Linked DNA regions of Homo sapiens: region 2 is linked to region 1. Evidence: read pairs that join two places in POLR2A ChIA-PET (ENCODE). Cell type or tissue: GM12878. All regions are shown on one strand. Region 1 overlaps PCNP (PEST proteolytic signal containing nuclear protein). Region 2 overlaps ADGRG7 (adhesion G protein-coupled receptor G7).

Region 1 (5,000 bases):
TGCCCAGTCAATTTCTCCATTTTCAAAATATGAATAAACATATCACACAACTCACAAATTAAGGGTAAAATAATGTGAAAAGATATCCAAATCGTTAGGCATTCAAAGTAAGCCATTGTTGTAATGTAGGTGCTTACAATTTCCAACCTCTGCACTTTTGCACGTATTCCCTGCATCCTGTATCGTTCTTCCCTCCTACAGTCTGTACATATCTGAATAGGCTGAATCAAATGGTACCTGATTTCTTAAGAATGTTAGAGATGCCAAGAAACTTCAAATATTATTTAAGTTAGTGCTTCTCAAACTTAATTCAGGTCTTCCAACTGCCAGTCCAGTGGTCTTTTACATGCTGCTGCATCTAGTATCTGGCCTTTACTCCTTCTCTCAATTTCCACAGTATCATTTATTCAGATACTTTCGATTTTTATCTTGTACTGTTTTACATTTAAGTCTGCCCTGCTAGGCTGAGTTCCTAGGTGAACGTTTCTGATTTATCTTTATAACATCGCAGTGGCTAACATATAGAAAGCACTCAAATGGATAGAATGAGTGAAAGTCCAAGAGAGAATACACTGATGACTACAGTAATTTTCTGCTTACTGATTTGGGCTCCAATCATTAAATATTTACCCTTGCTCAAAATTCCTCTACAAAACTCTCCAGTTCAGTCAAATGCAGCTACTCAGTATTTACTGCTTGTGACCTGAAAATTGATAGCTAGGCTTACAAAAGTATTTTTTTTTTTTTTTGAGACAGAGTTTTGCTCTTGTTGCCCAGGCTGGAGTGCAATGGCACGATCTTGGCTCACTGTAACCTCTGCCTCCCAGGTTCAAGCAATTCTCCTCCCTCAGCCTCCTGAGTAGCTGGGATTACACGCATGCACCACTACGCCCGGCTAATATTGTATTTTTAGTAGAGACGGGGTTTCTCCATGTTGAGGCTGGTCTCGAACTCCTGACTTCAGGTGATCCGCCCGCCTCGGCCTCCCAAAGTGTTGGGATTACAGCCATGAGCCACTGCGCGCGGCCACAGAATTATTTCTTGATTCACTAAAACCCTGCCTAATGTTTTAGTATCTACTTCATATATATTCTTCCCAAATCACTCCAGTCCTCTGAACATATTAAGTCTTATCCACTTAAGAACATATGGCTGTGTGGTGGCTCACACCTGTAATCCCAGCATTATGGGAGGCCAAGGCAGAGGATCACTTGAGCCCAGGAGTTTGAGACCAGCCTGGGCAACATGGTGGGGCATGCCTGTGGTCCAGCTACTTGGAGGGCTGAGGTGGGAGGATCACTTGAGCCTGGGAAGTCAAGGCTACAGTGAGCTGTGATTATGCTACTGCACTCCGGCCTAGGCAACAAAGCAAGACACACTCTCTCTCTCTCTCTCTCTGAAACAAGAAACTCTCTCTCTCTCTCTCTCACACACACACACACACACACACACACGAATATACGCCCACATATGCTTTTGGGAACAACTACTGATGTATCCTGAAACACTTATTTGCTACACAATGACGTCACATCATGAGTGGGGGTTAGGTTTTAATGTCAGAGTCTAGTACAAAAACATCAGTCAGAATCATGCTTGAAACTTCCATAGGTCATTCATAACATGGGAAGATAACGACATTGTGAGGGGCATGAGGAAATTGGGACAAAGACACTATCAGATAAGCATCTCATGCTCATTCTGGACCACATGCTTTTTGAGTAGAACTTCTGGCAGAATCACCAGCACTATTGAATTGTTATCCCTCCTAGGGATATGGGAAGTGAGCACAATAGTTGACATTTTTTTTTTTTTTTTTTTTTTTTTTTGAGACAGAGACTAGCTCTGTTGCCCAGGCTGAAGTGCAGTGGCATGATCTTGGCTCACTGCAACCTCCATCTCCTGGGTTCAAGCAATTCTCCTGCCTCACCCTCCCAAGTAGCTGGGATTATAGGCCTGTGCCACCACGCCTGTCTAATTTTTGTATTTTTAGTAGAGATGGGGTTTCACCATATTGGCCAGGCTGGTCTTGAACCGCTGACCTCAAGTGATCCACCTGCCTCAGCCTCCCAAAGAGCTAGGCTTACAGGCATGAGACACCGCGCCTAGCCAATAGTTGGCTTTTTAAAATTGAATGCATGCATAATGTATCATTACTGAAGACCCCAACTATAAAAATTATTAAGGCAACAGTATTAGATTTTTCTTTTTTTGGATCCTACATACTTCCTAGCACAAACTACTCATAATAAACATTTGCTGATTTCATCCTTAAGCTTCTTGTCCCCAAAGTCAACAATACTCTAAAATAATCTTACAACCAAATAAAATGCAAAAATAGAGTATCCAGTTTTTATGGATGTCACACACAGACACAAAAACTATTATAAAGAAAATTCACTAATACTATTATAACCTATAATTTGCCACTAATACCTTCCTTAAATAACTGGTTAAAGTAAAAAAACAAAACTCGATATCAACTTACATCTTCATCTTCATTAAAAGCTGCTGCTACTGAAAGAGTTTTTGGAGCAAGAGTTGGAACAGTTTCTTTAGGCTTCTGAAGAAGAAACATATTAAAAAGAATATCATGTAGATAACATTTATACAAGCTTGTTTAATGATATGAATAATTTATCTTGAATGATTTAACTATATTTCCACAGAAATTTGTATAGTAACGAACCCAATACTTTGGACAAATCCATTCTCTCTTTTCAAAAATGTGGATTATCAGTGGGTATGTTTTACTTTACTAACTTGTGGCATCCATTTGTTGCCCTCCTATAAAAGATTTTCTAGTTAGGATCTACAATATCACTTACCTAAGGGGTACTTGGTACAGGCAAGAGAAAATGATTAGTAATACCTTCCCACAGTAACATTAAATACAATGTGCCTTGAAAGCATAAAAGGGGCTTTCTGCCTCTAGGCCTATAAACATAATTAATCCAAACCATCTCTTCTCACTATGTTTTTTGTTTTTCTTTTTGAGAACAGAGTCTTGCTCTGTCGCCCAGGCTGGAGTGCAGCGGCATAATCTTGGCTCATTGCAGCCTATGCCTCCTGGGTTCAAATGATTCTCATGACTTGGCGTCCTGAATAGCTGGGATTACAGGTGTGTGCCACCATGCCCAGAGAATTTATTTTGTATATTTAGTAGAGACGAGGTTTCGCCATGTTGGCCAGGCTGGTCTTGAACTCCTGACCTCGTGATCTACCCGCCTCAGCCTCCCAAGGTGCTCTCTACTAAAAACACAAAAAATCAGCCAGGTGTGGTGGTGAGTGCCTGTAATCCTAGTTACTTGGGAGGCTGAGGCAGGAGAATCGCTTGAACCCAGGAGGCAGAGGTTGCAGTGAGGTGAGATCACGCCACTGCATTCCAGCCTGGGTAACAGAGTGAGACTGTCTCAAAAAATAAAAATAAAAAAAATAAAAAATAAAAACACCCTTTCCTTGGCTTCTGTAACAATGCTTTTTACTGGTTATTCTCCCAATTCTCCCACCTTTTGTTCTGTCCCTTTCCTGCTACTCCCCATTTAGAAGATATAGATACCCAGGCAGGCACAGTGCCTCACATGTGCAATCTCAACACTTTGGGAAGCTGAGTCAGGAGGGCTGCTTGAGACCAGGAGTTCCAGGCCAGCCTGGTCAACACAGCAAGTCCCCCATCTCTAAAAAAATTTTTTTTTAAATTAGCAGACAACCAGAATTTTGTTGTCAATGACTTTTCCTTCTCTGGTCGATTTCATTCATTCCTAGTTTTAACTACCTAATCCTATGTCTACCCCTAAATGGGCTATCATCTGCCTACTGGGCAGCTCCACTTAGGAGCTCCCCTAGGTACTTTAGTTTCACAGTGTTCATAAGTACTCAAACCAGAAAATCTTTTCTTCAACTTGTAAGGTCCTGTTGATTAGACACCTATTAAGTAAACTTAATTCTCCCTCTGCCTTTTCAATCATGCTATCACATTACCAACTTAAGGTCCTTAGCATTACCTGCCTGGACTACTGTCAGAAATACATCACCTAGCCGGGCACAGGGGCTCATGCTTGTAATCCCAGCACTTTGGGAGGCTAAGGCAAGTGGATCACTTGAGGTCAGGAGTTCCGAGACCAGCCTGGCCAACATGGTGAAACCCTCTCTCTACTAAAAAAAAAAAAAAAAAAAAAAAAATTAGCTGGATATGGTGGTGATGCACACCTGTAATCTCAGCTACTCAGGAGGCTGAGGCAGGAGAATTGGTTGAACCCAGAAGGCAGAGGTTGCAGTGAGCCAAGATCACACCTTTGTACTCCAGCCTGGGTGACAGAGTGAGTCTCTGTCTCAAAATCCAAAAAACAAAACAAAAAAATCTCCTGACCTTTCTTTCTTTTTTGAGACAAGGTCTTACTCTGTCACCCAGGATGGAGTGCAGTGGTGCAATCTTGTCTCACTGCAGCCTCGACCTCCCTGGCTCAAGTGATCCTCCCACCTCAGCCTCTCAAGTAGGTGGGACTATAGGCACACCCTGCCATGCCCGGCTCATTTGTTATTTTTGAGACAAGAGTCTTGCTCTGTCACCAAGGCTGGAGTGCAATGTCACGATCTCAGCTCACTACAACCTCCACCTCCTGGGTTCAAGTGATTCTCCTGCCTCAGCCTCCCAAGTAACTGGGATTGCAGGTGTGTGCCACCATGGCTAATTTTTTGTATTTTTCAGTAGAGATGGAGTTTTGCTATGTTGGCCAGGCTGGTCTCGAACTCCTGGCTTCAAGAGATCCACTGACTTGGCCTCCCAAAGTGCTGGGCTTAGAGGCCTGAGCCACCGCGCCCAGCCTTGTTTACTTTTTGTAGAGAAGAGGCCTCACTATGTTGCCCAGGCTGGTCTCAAACTACTGAGCTCAAGCAATCCTGCCTCAGCCTCCCAAAGTGCTGGAATTATAGGCATGAGCCACTGCACCTGGCCTCACCACTTTCTGCATCCTCTTCCCACCAACCATCTATATGGTACC
Region 2 (5,000 bases), 950 kb after region 1:
ACTTTCTTTGCCTGCCAAAGAGAAGATACTGATCATCAGAGAAGCATATATCATACATTATCATCACCATCATTATCATCATGAATCATTGTAGTAGCAAGTGGCATCACTGATATGATAATGTAGAGGGAAGCATTTTACAAAATTAAAGGTTTATTCTTTGATCCACATAAGATGACAGAGAGAATCAAGATAAGGCAAAGTGAAAATATAAATTAAGGTAGTGAATTAGGAGGTTTAAGTCCCTGAATTCGACCTCATAGCAAGATCTTTCACAGACTCCCCACCAAACTCCAAGGACACAAAATCAAATGCTTGGATTCAAAAGCAGAAACAAAATAAGAAGAGTGCAATACTCTGGTTGTTAAAAATTACAGCTCATAATACTTAGCATAACTAAGTTATACTTAGTATACCTGTTAGACTTAGTAAAATTATTTGTAGTTTTCTTTCAATCAATAACTCAGGAGTGTGTCAGAGAGATGATCTTTTGGCATTTGATTACTATTTATCTTCCCTCTTTGGGAGTGTTGAAGCCCTTCTGCCTACTTGTTAATCCTTCCATTAATTCTACATTTGGAGGTCAATATTTTCTCTTTCAATTCCATTTTTATTAACTTGAATCCCACTTACTTTTTAGCAGGAAAAATATTTCAATTTTTTTTTTCTGAAACAAAACATTTAAAGGGAATGGAAGAAAGGAGTAGCTATTTTCAGGGCATGCTGATATTCAACCTATACACAAGGTGAGTCCATATTGGTGGTTTGTAGCCCTGTTTGATCACTATCCAGCTATACCAATTAGTAAATGTTGAATATACTTGTTTTCAAGTACCAGGGTTTAGCAAATTAAAATATCAGGAATGTAAACTAGGCTTAAAGTTTTCAGAAAGCCAAGACTAAAATGTAAATATTCTTAATAGAAATGCATTGCAGTTTAAAATCACATGTTCCAAATTAAATTCTTGAAACACTATTTACTTGGAATGCACTAGGGATGGTAAGGTCAAATGTAGTTGGTAAACATATTCATAAGGTGAAGTAGACTTATGCATTCCAGGACTTCCTAAAAGACTTAATGTGATAGCCAGGTGTGGTGGTGTGTGCCTGTAGTCCCAGCTGCTTGGGAGGCTGAGACCTGAGAATCACTTGAACCCCTGAATCCAGAAAGCAGAGGTTGTAGTGACTTAAGATCGTGCCACTGCACTCCAGCCTGGGTGACACAATGAGACTCTGTCTCAAAAGAAAAAGACAACACAATAATGATCATTAGGAATATCCTAAAATAAAATATTTGGACAAGAGGCCCTTTTTTTAATCTTTGAGCGTCTCTCAGGAGTGCTATGCAAAATGCCTTTAAGCAACTTAAACCATGCTCAAACCATATTGTGGAATAAGGAGTGGTATTCAGGACATCTCTCTTTCTTTCCCAACACCCCCTCTAAAAATAAAAAAAAAATTTTTTTTAAAGCTCTGTGAGTTTTACCTCAGGTGAAGCATTTCTGGAAGTGTTGAATATCTGTCCAACCACTCGCGTAGCACTAGTGATGTTCTCAGCAGTTAATTTATTGGCATCAGATGTTAAAATCTGGACTTCAGAAGAAATGTTATTAAGTGGTGCTGTGACATCCTTTACCTGTTTTAAAAACCAGAAAAAAAACCCTAGCTTTACACAATTATGTCCAAACACTTTGTAAGCAACTGCAGGTAAATAAGCTGGAATTTAGCTGAGCCTCAATCTCCTGAACACCATGTCCACTCAGTTTTCCACGTTTGCATCCTTCCTTGTGTAAAGGACAAAGTACATGCAGACCAGTGGTTTTGCCAGCCTTTCCTGTTTGACAGGATTGATTAACTATAAGGGGCTGCCTTAGCTAGATTGGGGCTACTAGAGTGTATCCATGGGCCAGCGCTGGTTCACTGTGTGTTACAAAGGTCGTAGAGAGATAAGCACAGAAACTGAAAGCAATTGGTCAGAGATGTATATAGCAATTTTTTGCTGTTGAATCTAACAGTTCTAAAATTTTGGTTTGTATTTTATACATATTTTTTATTTCATTTTTCCAGTAATTTATTTTTATTATTTCACAAAAATATTGGTGTGCAATGGGTTCAAAATTTTTTGAACTGGCTTTTCAGCACTGGTAGTTTGGAAGGCACTGGCCGAGATGACCTCTCTAGGTGCCAGTTAGCCCCAGGGCTCTGTGTTGTGAGGCTAAAACATGCCAATCCATATTGTCATTGGTGAAGCTGGGTGTCCATGCGCGCGCACGTGTGTGTGTATGTGTGTGTGTGTGTGTGTGTGTGTGTGTCTTGGTTTTCACTAGATGGCAGCATCATTTCACAAATTATACCAGTGTTATAGGCTATTCACACTTGGGTAAGTGTCAGAAACAATACCCAATCAGTAGACAGAAACAAATAACCCTAATTCAATTGCTAGATCCCTGCTATGTGCTAGGCACTCTGTTAGATGTTTACAGGTGTTATCACATTTAATAAGCAAAACAACTTTGTGAGTTGTTCACCCTCAGGAGAAGTTAGGGACCTCAACCAAGTTTCACACAGCTTAGAAGTGGCAGAGCTAAGAACCAAACACTGGTTTGCCAGATTCCAAATTTAGCATCTTTCCTCAATCTGTGGGTTGGCACAACTTGTGTGGTTGGCAGCCACATCCACTCTCCAACTTCTGTTCCCACCCAACCCCTACCCTGCCCATCTGTGATTAGGGAGCCAGGGTAGTACAATGTGAACTTTAAAATAAAGAACAGCTCTATCACTTTTTAGCTGTGATCACTAGGCAAAATGCTTCACCTCTCAGAACCACATTTTCCTCATCTATAAAATGTGTACATTAATACCTATTTATGGTGTTATAAAAATTAAATATGATAAACTAATAAATACATTAATATTTGGCACAATATTTGGCATGCAGTAGGTGCTCAACAATTAGTAAGTGTTATTGGCTATAATTATTTATAATATGGGAATAACATTCAACTCACAGAAGTTTTATAAGGATTAAATGTGATAACATATGCAACATGCCAGGCACATGAAAGGCTGTACATAAAGGTTGGTTTCCTCTTCCTCCCCCTTGCTTGTCCCCTAGTGTTAGCTCTTCCATGCATGTGCATTTGGGTACAACTTTGGTCAAAATAATTTAATCTGCATGAAAAAACATCTAGTTAGATGTACTTTCTATTTCACCTGCTCATAGATACTGCCCTGAGACCCGCATCAGGTTTGGAGTTTCCTGTTTCCAAGGGTCTTTGATAATAGTTTCTTTCTCTTCATTCTGGTCCAGTTACACCATCAAGAGGCTTTCCTTTGGTCTCAAATGTCAGGGATCTATATCCAGTCAAAACTTCCACAAAGATGAAGCCATTTTTAATGTGCTATTGATCATCATTTGCTGAAATTTGATGAAACAACAGTCCTTTTTCACAAACTGATGTCAACTTTTAAAAATAAGAGTGGCGGCCAGGTGTGGTGGCTTACTTACTACGCCTGTAATCCCTGCACTTCGGGAGGCTGAGGCAGGCGGATCACCTGTGGTCAGGAGTTCGAGACCAGCCTAGCCAACATGGTGAAACCCCATCTCTATTAAAAATACAAAAATTAGTCGGGCACGGTGGTATGAGTAATCCCAGCTTACTCAGGAGGCTGATGCAGGAGGATTGCTTCAACCTGGGAGGCAGAGGTTACAGTGAGCCGAGACGGTGCCATTGCACTGCAGCCTGGGTGACATGAGCAAAACTAGGTCTCAAAATAAATAAATAAATAATAAGAGTGGCTTTAGTCACTAGTTTTTGTTATTACTAATTTGAGAGTTTTAAAAGAATTGATTTGACCATCAGGTATCTGAAGAACAGAAACTGCACGGAATCAGAACTTCTTCCAGTTGCCCATCAGTGAGTCATATGGCATACCTGCTTTTCCAGGGTTTCCAGATTTTCATTGCAATTTCCTATTGTCACTTTTTGTAATTCTATCTCTCCATATAGAGAGAGACTGCACAACCGGACTGCCATTGGATTGCCCGCTTTAATACAAAGAAATTTTTTATTAAAAATAAGTATTTATTAAAATTATTGCCTATTATTTTTAGGCAATAACTAATTTTTATTAAAAGTTATAATTTATTAAAAATTATTGCCTATTATTTTTAGGCAGATACCACTTATTATCTTGATTTTTGAATCTGGACTTCAAAAGACCAGTTGACTATTTCCTTCCTTTGATGTCTTCAAGTAAGATTTACCTTTCAACAATAAGGTACATAATGGCTTTGAAGTGGATATGATGAGAGAATGCTAGGCTGAGAGACTAGAAACAATATGAAAAATTCCTAATAGATACTGAATTATATGTTGATCTTGACTGCTTTATGAAATCTGGATAACAGCTGAAAGGCAAAGAGTTCTGTTATATTCTATTATATTTATTAGATGTTTAGTTGCCTCAATAAATGTTTGCTGGGTCATTTGGTTTATTTCCTAGGATTATCACTTAAGCCTCCCTACCTCACTGCCTTCCTGTAGTTAATACTTAAGTAGTTGCTATAGAAAAAAATCATAATTAGAGGGACAGCTGACCAAAAGGTAGATTTTTCCTCAGGACCAGCTTTGGGCAGCTCCTTCTTGGGACAACAACTAGAAACACTGAAATTAGAGATTGCTTCAATAATATGTAAAGCACAAAGTTGGAGTCACTCTTAATTTATATGATGGCTTCACCTCTACACCATGACATAATGAAAATTTCTAACATATTTATGGGCTATAAATAACTTTTAAGTGGACACATGTCAGATGCATCTTTTCCTCAATGTTACCTAAAAGTGCAAATATCCCCACTCAAAAATCATTGAAAAGTATTTTGATCATTTGGTATATAATATTGAGTAATTAGAAGCAATTATTAATATAAGACTAAAAGGAAAATTGCCAACAGTTAGAATCCAAATCTGTAAAATTATAGGCTCAATCTGAAAT

Evidence for each region. ChIA-PET counts read pairs that join two places held together with the same protein. Peaks named below come from ENCODE experiments on the same cell type or tissue, not always from the same donor. Only the 100,000 strongest peaks of a DNase experiment are listed, where the experiment ranks them.
Region 2: POLR2A ChIA-PET joins it to region 1 with 5 read pairs; 2 of 35 experiments call an interaction of 5 or more read pairs at or near these places.

What each region holds. Positions count from the first base shown.
Region 1 is chr3:101,583,000-101,587,999 of GRCh38, reverse strand. It overlaps PCNP (PEST proteolytic signal containing nuclear protein), which reads right to left. Exons shown (of 5, transcript NM_020357.3): 3 at 2,489-2,563. Among named protein-coding and RNA genes, the nearest start is that of PCNP, 11 kb to the right of the region's middle. In GM12878, no CTCF peak of the experiment used is centred here; no DNase peak of the experiment used is centred here.
Region 2 is chr3:100,632,313-100,637,312 of GRCh38, reverse strand. ADGRG7 (adhesion G protein-coupled receptor G7) reads right to left here. Exons shown (of 16, transcript NM_032787.3): 4 at 3,936-4,048; 5 at 1,487-1,636; 6 at 1-11. Among named protein-coding and RNA genes, the nearest start is that of ADGRG7, 25 kb to the right of the region's middle. In GM12878, a CTCF peak has its summit at 2,301 (motif pointing right); a DNase peak (open chromatin) is centred at 2,342.